Linked DNA regions of Homo sapiens: region 2 is linked to region 1. Evidence: chromatin loops called from intact Hi-C (ENCODE). Cell type or tissue: endothelial cell of umbilical vein. All regions are shown on one strand. Each heading gives the region's core, and the rest is flanking DNA. Links, peaks and the distances in the headings are about the cores only.

Evidence for each region. Hi-C counts contacts between places; a loop is a spot of excess contacts. Peaks named below come from ENCODE experiments on the same cell type or tissue, not always from the same donor. Only the 100,000 strongest peaks of a DNase experiment are listed, where the experiment ranks them.
Region 2: a loop joins it to region 1, with 8 times the contacts of the local background. A loop is called at or near these places in 2 of 110 quality-filtered maps.

What each region holds. Positions count from the first base shown.
Region 1 is chr5:72,841,030-72,845,423 of GRCh38, reverse strand. All of the region lies in intron 1 of TNPO1 (transportin 1), which reads right to left. Among named protein-coding and RNA genes, the nearest start is that of TNPO1, 27 kb to the right of the region's middle. In endothelial cell of umbilical vein, for the core only: a CTCF peak has its summit at 2,374; DNase peaks (open chromatin) are centred at 1,013, 1,713, 2,393 and 3,113; H3K27ac peaks cover 3,670 bases.
Region 2 is chr5:72,449,804-72,454,197 of GRCh38, reverse strand. All of the region lies in intron 3 of ZNF366 (zinc finger protein 366), which reads left to right. Among named protein-coding and RNA genes, the nearest start is that of ZNF366, 55 kb to the left of the region's middle. In endothelial cell of umbilical vein, for the core only: no CTCF peak of the experiment used is centred there; DNase peaks (open chromatin) are centred at 1,477 and 1,947; H3K27ac peaks cover 3,165 bases.

The sequences.
Region 1 (4,394 bases), core at 167-4,166:
GGTAGCCAGACATTGCAGGGTTAATTAGATAACATCTGAAGTACTTCAAGCTAACCAAGCACATCAGGATTATTATATGAGGTAGAAATCATTTATTTAAATAGTAAACTACATTTATATTAATTAAATAGAATATCAAGATCAATATTGGATTTTCTTATAAAATTTAAATATTACCTGGAGTATTCTTTTTGCATGTTGAAGGCTCAGCTTTCTAAATGTCTCAAAAAAAGGAAGTAGTACTTCAAATTTCGCTCCCTTAGATGATACTCCATACTACACTAATATTAACTTTACAACTTATGCCTGATTGGCCCATGACATTCAATGGTGACCAAAAAAAAAAAAAGGCATTTCAACAAGCCAAAATACAGTTATTTGAAAAACAAGATAGAAGACAGCCCCAGAATAAAAAGTAGCCTGCAAGTGGTGAGTTACTGTGATACCATTTTGGACTTTCAGAAGACTAGAGCTTACTCATGAGTAAGTTTTTAACTTAAATTTACATAAAAATTTTGAATTTGCTACAGTTGAGAATCATGTGAAGTAAAGAAGCCAGACTGGCTGAAGAGAAAGTAAAAATATATAGCTTCTTCCTTGTTGGATAGTCTGTAAAATATAGTTTAAAAAGCAGACTGGAGATATGGACTCAACTGACCACGTTTGAATTCTAGTTCTTCCACTTAGTAGCAGTGAAAACCTGGGCAAGTTAATTAATCTAAGTCTTAGTTTCCCAACCCTAAAATGGGAATATACTAACTCTGTATGCAGATCATAGGTCCCTGGCACACAATATGTGTAATTTGAAAAATAGTAGTTTTATAGTTAAATGAATGGCTTTCTAGCATCTGCAAGATAAAATCTAACTTCTTTTCATGGAAGAAGTCTCTTCATCATCTGGTTCATCACCTTCAAAGACAATTTTATCTATGACTCAACTTCCAACTTTATGCTCCATCATCTTTTCCTGCACCTCTCCTACCTCTGAGCCTTTGCATAGGGATTTCCTGCTGGGAATGCCCTCCTTAAACCTGACCAATTGGCAAACTCCTTCTCACTCTTTAGAGCTACCCTCATTCACTGATTTTCCAAATATTTATTGAGAGTCTTTCTTGGCACTATGATTGATACTGGATACTATTTCTCTTCTGTGTCATTATTCCAAGATCTCCTCACAAGACTTAAGTGTATTTTTCATTACAGATCTATGGTTTATAGCTATTTCCATTCTAGAAACTGTCATATTGTATTATAATTATTTCTAGGTCTGTCCTGGCAATAGATCACAAGTTCCTTGAGAGCAGGGACAGTGTCTTTTCACTCTCTTTGCCTGGCAGAGTCCGATTCAACAAATACTTGTTGAATAAACGCTATTGTTGTTGCTATTAATTCAACTGAGTAACTATTAAGTAGAACTACCATGTGCTCAGTGAATTTTGGAGATTCAAAGATAAGTAAAATATAGTTTGTTTTTATCCTCACTAAGTTCTCATTTGGTGAGAGAGGCAGATGACCTGTCAATGAATAAAGTATATGGTAAAGTACAATAGGAAAAGAGAGAAAAGCAAATACATTCCACCAGGAGACAGAGATGCATTTTCCCCCCATCTGGTTCAATTAAAATTTTTTCCATCTAATTTCAACTAAATTCAAAGTTAGATGTTTCTATCTATATGCTGAATCACTATGAATGTGAGAAATGTTGCTATTAGTGACGTCATTTCCCAAAATGGTAAACAACTCTTGGTAGAGATCCAAACAAAACAAGGTACAATTGTCCTTCAATAACATAGTAGTTTTTTGTTTTTTGGGTTTGTTTTTTTTTTTTTTGAGACGGAATCTTGCTCTGTCACCCAGGCTGGAGTGCAGTGGTGCGATCTCGGCTCACTGCAACGTCCGCCTCTCAGGTTCAAACAATTCTCCTGCCTCAGCCTCCCGAGTAGCTGGGATTACAGGTGTGTGCTAGCACGCTCGGTTAATTTTTGAATTTTTAGCAGAGACAGGGTTTCACCATGTTGTCCAGGCTGGTCTGGAACTCCTGACCTCAAGTGATCTGCCCGCCTCAGCCTCCTAAAGTGCTGGGATTACAGGCGTGAGCCACCCTGCCTGGCCATAGTTTTTATTCCTAGAAAATTCAACATATATTAAAACTCTGCAAAAAGTTCCACATGTATATGTAAAATTGAGTTAGGCTCTTGGCTCTGATATCTATAAACAGATTTCTTACACCTTTGTGACTATCTAACAAGACATTTACAAGTCATACAAAGCTAGGACAATTCTTCATGGTGAACATCTAGCACTCTCAGCCCTGCCCAGTAAATGACAAGAGCACCTCCCAGTCACTAGGACACCTCCAGAGAGCAGCACTGCCTCAGTGGAGAATGACTATGGTAAATGACTAAGGGCTGTGAAAACATTATGCTAACCCAGTTAGGAGGTCAAGAAAGGACTTCCTTGAGGAAGTGACTCTTTATCAGAAATCTAACAGGAATTATCAAAAAGCAAAAGTGAGGCTAGGAGGACCTCATAGATGATGTTAAGAAGCTTGGACTATCTTAAGGATAATACAAAGCTTGTGAAAGGGGTTTAAATTGATAAAAAACATGATCAAAGTCTGGAAAAGAATTAATCCTCCTAGACATGGGGAAGGAGAGGTTCATCTTTTGTTCTATAGCTTTAATATTAGGTTAATTTTTAGAATGTGTCATATTTCAATAAAAATGATTTTTAAAACCCATCAGTTTGCAATGAGGGCAGGAGGAGCCATAGGAAGACCTAACTGTCCAATCTGCATATAAAATGGAATTCCAGTTTGTTAGGGGAAGGGCAGTCCTGTTTCACAGAGAGCCAAGATGCTACCAAAAACTCTGGTACTTAAATATTGAAGACTTAAACACATGCACTATTTTGTTAGTAATAGTGATAGCTAATATTTTTGAGTGCCAAGCAGTGTTCTAAGCACTTCACAACTCTATGATGCTGCTCTATTAATTACATTTTACAAATAAGTACATTGAGGCACAGAGAAGTTACTTGCCTAAGGTTGGTCAGCTAGTAAATGCCAAAGCCATGATTCAAACCCAACTAATCTGGCTCCAGTGTCCAGTCTGGAAGCCCCTGATATACTGCCTTTCCAAAAGAAACATCAATCTCCATAAACTGGGAAACTACTCATAAATACAACCATGTGCATACGAAAGAACATATATTTTGATACCTTTGTGGTGAGGTAAAAGAGAAAAGTAAAATCACACTTCACCATCATAAAAGTCATAATAGATCTAAAAAACCAGTAGTATGTATATAGTATGACAATATAATAAAAATGAGGTATTCTCATAGCATTGAGTAAATGAGTTAAAAACATTCTAAATATAATCTTCACAACACCCCTCTGTTGTAAGTAGGTAGCAAGTATTATTTTTATTTGACAAGCAGATAAATCAAAACAGCTTAAGAAATTTGCTGAATCATTTGCTGAATGTGAATCAGATATGTAGACTTCCACAGAAAATCTCTCTTATACTGTTTTTTTTTTTTACAGAAAAATGCTATGATGAGCAAGGAGAAAAAAAATCAGAGCTATCCAATGATCTAAAAAGAGCATGCTATTTAAAGAATACAATTATTTAATAAAACTTTCATGAGAAATTGAACCAAAGTTCAGGTATGAAGGGAAAGAAGGAAAAGTTTACAGGCACCTAATGATGAATCAAAACGTTGACAAACTTGTTAAATTATAGCTATCAGTGGAACTAGAAAGTCCTTTAAGAAAGTCTATAGGCTGGGCGCGGTGGCTCATTCCTGTAATCCCAGCACTTTGGGAAGCCGAGGCGGGCGGATCACAAGGTCATGAGTTCGAGACCTGGTGAAACCCCGTCTCTACTAAAAAAATACAAAAATTAGCCAGGCGTGGTGGCATGCCCCTGTAATCTCAGCTACTTAGGAGGCTGAGGCATGAGAATTGCTTGAACCTGGGAGGTGGAAAAAAAAGTCTATAATGAGCCGGGCGCGGTGGCTCACGCCTGTATTCCAGCACTTTGGGAGGCTGAGGCGGGTGGATCGCCTGAGGTCAGGAGTTCGAGACCAGCCTGGCCAACATGGTGAAACCCCATCTCTACTAAAAATACAAAACATTAGCTGGGTGTGGTAGCGGGCGCCTGTAATCCCTACTAGGGAGGCTGAGGCAGGAGAATCTCTTGAACCAAGGAGGTGGAGCTTGCAGTGAGCCAAGATTGTGCCATTGCACTCCAGCCTGGGCAACAAGAGGGAAATTCGGTCTCCAAAAAAAAAAAAAAAAAGAGAGAGAGTCTAAAACCAGAGGTTATGGATCAAGAAGGAAGAGAAAAAAATGCAAAACTAACTGTTGAGCTCATATTAGTTACGGAAAT
Region 2 (4,394 bases), core at 243-4,242, 390 kb after region 1:
TGGATGCTCAGCTTTACAGTTCAGAAACTATTTTACCCATTTCTTGAGGTTAGATGAGGCTCCATGTCTGGTCCACACCATCACAACCCATAAGAGAGTGGTTTATAAAGTAGAATGCCAGCTTTGAAACAATGCACAGCTTATATTTTACAATGGGAGAGATGGGCCTGGCACAGGAATTGGACTGGTCATTTGCAAAGGTTGCTTCTTCCTGTTGGTAAGTCCTCTCAGGAGACCTCACTAGAGGTCAGGAGGCTCCCTAGAGAGTGTCATCTATCATCAGACAAAAAGAATTGGATGTGAAAGGGCGTTCTTGTGAAGCAATGGAGAAGGTGGGCCTTCTCCATTCTTAGCCATTTGTGAAACAAGAATGAGTGTCAGCCACCTTGACTCACAGCCCTCTGTCTCTGAGACAGTGCTCAAAGCATACAGTCAGGGTCTTCCTCTCCCTGTCCCCATCTCCCATCAGTGTCACCCTGCTGGGTGCCCTCTTTGTACCATTGCCCTTCTTCATTTCAACAGACTTGCAGAGCATGTCTGGGTTTACAGATTATGTCACAAGGCTCTTTGCATTTGTAAACTAGCTCCAGGTCACATGGTGGCGTGAGCCATCTCAAGATGCTGTCCTGTGGTTCTTGCTTCCCAACTATGCTGTGCTAGATTCTTGGAAATTTGGCCTTGGTTGAAGGTTGTTGGGGATTTGGGAGTTGACAGAGGGATGGAGGGCCATTTGCCCATTGCAATGCAGTTCACAGCCATCTGAGAGACATGGCTGGCTGGCTGCTCCGTGGTGTTGGAGTACAAGCCAGGCAACTGAACTTGTGTTTTGTTGCCATAACAGGGAAGAGCCATCCACTTCATGTCTTGTGATTGACGTGGCTGGGCAGAAGAGGCAGTCTTCGTTCTCTCTCCTTTACCCAAAAACTCACAACAAGGAAGAGGCTTTTAGTAACAGAGTCTAATTTTGGGGGATTCTCACCATTAAAATTCCTTCTTAACATGCATCCTTCCTCCTGTCTCAATATGAACTGATCTTCTCCAGCCCAGTGCTCAGTGGAAACAGCTGTCCCTAGCACGCAGAAATGTTCACTCACTGTGGGATTAGGCATTAACAATAGGATGGAAAATTAGAGGAGAGGAAAGGTTTCCATTCCATGTTTCTTTTCTTTTTTTCCTTATAAAAAAGTTACTGCCCTTCTCGGCTCTTTTGCTGTTGGCTGGACTTTTGGACTCGTGCTTCTTGGAGCCAGCTGGAGTTTTTCCAGAGATCTGCGCCTGTAGACTTAAGCCACTTTTCAGAAATATGCTTCCCAGATTCTGGGTAAGCACACAGGGGTTGATTTGGAGCCTATCCTTGTAGTGGCCAAACTCCATAACAGCAAAGAACCAGCTGCCGTCTTCGGGAAACCTGTCCAGGAAAAACAGCCATCCAGAATTTCCGGGACAAATTCTCTTTTGAGATGGGTGAAGCCGGCAGCTGCCTAAGTTATGAATCACCAGGTCATCTGAAACCTTGTCTGTAGCAGAAGGCTGAAGGCCAGAGGGCAGAGCTGTCAGAATAGGGATGAGATCTCCCTGCAGAGGGGTTCCACCACTGTTGTCAAACTGGCTCCATTTTCCCCTCACTTTCTTTGACGCTCCAGGAAGGAAGAAACCAGATGGGGGGCTTTGAGGGGCCCAGTGTTTGGGGTCAGAGTTTTCAGGCTGGCATGGAGGGGGTTAAGGCAGTGACCAGATAGCAGCCTTTTGGCAGCAAAGCCCTCCTCAGCAGAAGGAAGGATATAGCCGTATGAACTGCCTGCTTAACAATGCCTCACATGTCCCCAGGGGACCGCCTGCAAATAGATTTCATCTTGCTTTCTCTTGTACTTTTCAAAGCTTCCTGTTTTCTCACGGTCCTTTTGGACAGTTTACAGTCTCTCTCTCCCTCCCTCCCTCTCTCTCCCTTTGAGGAAAGGAACACCCTTCTTATTAAAAGAGAGAGAGGGAGAAGAATGTGCGGGAAGGGCAGTTTCACGGAGGCCATTCTCCTCAGCTGCAGGCCACAGCTCTCTGACCTCTTCTCTCTGAATAGGAAAACACAGGCTTCCTGGTGCATCTCATTTTTAAAGCTCACACCAGGCTGGCTGGGGCGAGGCGGTGTGCTGCTTCTGGCCCCAGCCCAGTGGCTGCCCACTGCTATCACCCTGTCTCTGGCCACAGCCGACTTCTCCATGGCTGTCAGCATGGCCACTGGGGTTCATGGCAAGTGCCTGAGGTGCCTCCAGGCTCTGGACCAGGGAGGAGAAGGGTGCCAGGAGGCCGGGACGAGGAGGCCCGGAGCACACAGGCATCCGTCAGCTGTTCAAAGGGCAGACTAAGGATGGGGGAGCCAAATAACTCGGCCCTCTCCCAGCCCTGAACCTTGGATGAAGCCTCTTTTTCCATCCTCATTTCCTAGACCTGGGGCAGGCACAACCGCTTGCATTTCTACTACACTCCAAGTAGCCTGGTGGGTATATTTACTAAGCAGATTCCTCATTTGGCTCTTCCTTTAATATTCCCCTCATCTTCAAAGAGCTTTCCATTTCTGGAATGTAAAAGAATCTACTATATACACCATAATGATAGTAAAAAGAGCTAATATTTATTGAGCTCTTACTATTTGCCAAGTCCTTCTTGTGAATTATCTCACTTGATCCTCACAACAACCTTCATAGGAAACAATGACTATTATCAACATTATACAGAAGAGAAAATGGAGCAAGCTCTCTGTCCTTCTGTGTCTACACCTCCTCTCACTACTCTGACATCTCAAAGCCTAATAACCCATGCAACCCACGTTTAAAGGGCACTTTAAAATATTTTTTTCCATTTTTTATTAAATTTTGAAGTCTACCTCCATCTTAAAAAGCGGGTGGATGGAGAAGCTGAGATTTCATGTCAAGACACACTGACGGTGTTCCTTGGAGTGACCGAGAGGTCAAGCGGGGGCACGCTGGTGGAGATGCGCACCTGCGCAATGAGATCAGAGTCCTCACCACTCCAGCGGCTTCCTGAACCAACATCCACTCCTATTTTCATCTCCACAGACCTTGGCAGAGATGATTCAGCAGGTCCTGCTTGGGCACACTCTTAGCTTCACATCACATGATTTAAGGAGACCTTGACTTCAATGGCTGCTTTTCTCTGGAGAAGAACCTAGAGATTTGGTGGTCCTTCCTATCCATTCCTCCTCCCTCTCGTCTAACTCCCATCCCCTAGTGTGACAATTCTGCTTGGGGCTCACATCTCAGGCTCCACCCAAGAGCACTGTGATTCACTGGCCCCATCCTCTTTCTCTGGCCTCTCTTTACTAACAGTGTGTGAGAGGTTTCTCTCTTGAGTTTCACAGACATAAAATATCTCCATACACTTGGGTGTTTTCAGATGAGGACAATCTTCTGTGAAAGATGAGAAGGCCAAGTGTTCTGGATAAGAACCTAAAGGCTTGGTGGAAGGTCAGAGGCTGAGAGGAAGAAGCTAAGTACCTACCGCCCAGGTGTGAATGGAGCCCGAGTATCTCAGGTCCTGTGTTAATTGGCTCTATCCTTCTGCCACTGAGGAGTTTAGTTTGAAAACTAATAGGTTTTGTGGGAAAAGGATGAGAGCTGGTGATGGCTGCTTTTTAGAATTTTGCATGAAGTAATGATATTTCTCTGACTTGTTTATTTCCCCAACCAAAGACTTAGGCATTCAGAAGTGTACCATATGTGTAGTCCTGTGCTTGATACTGAGTTGGCTGCAAAGAAAAGGAAGTCAGCTCATTGGAGACTCCCTGGGATGCTGTTTAGAGCCCAGACACCATTTTACCAGGCGCTCACCCCTGTGCATGGAGTTGGGGAAGGGAAATAGATGGGACCTTGGGGCAGGTGAATTGCAAGGTCTACAGTACCCCAAGGTCCCAGAAGGTGTGGCAGCAACAAGAATTTGATCATTGTCACAATAGTAGTTACCTTACTTGTGGTGTAAGGTTGACTGAAGTGTCTGAAAATATCTTATGAAGAGACTTTATCTTTGTGTACAACAAACTGCACTCTACACATTTTTCACAGTTAGGCTAAAATTCCATCCCCTTTCCAAAACCTTCTCAGACCAGTTCAGTTTCTAAGGCTTCAGCAACCACAGATAATAACTGAAAGAATTTCTCTCATCATGCGAGCCAAGTGCAGAAGGTGCTTGTCACTTCTTTTCAATGACCTCTTTCTGGCCTATAGGACCACCAGACCCCGTTCATGCCTGGACTAGTGCAGTAGCCTAATTGATCTTCTGGCCTTCAGCTTCTCTCCCGCTACATGCCTTGTCCTTAACCACTCATGGCTTTTCCTTTGATCAATTCTTCCGTGGCTATGTTTCCCACCCCTTTCCTCACTCAG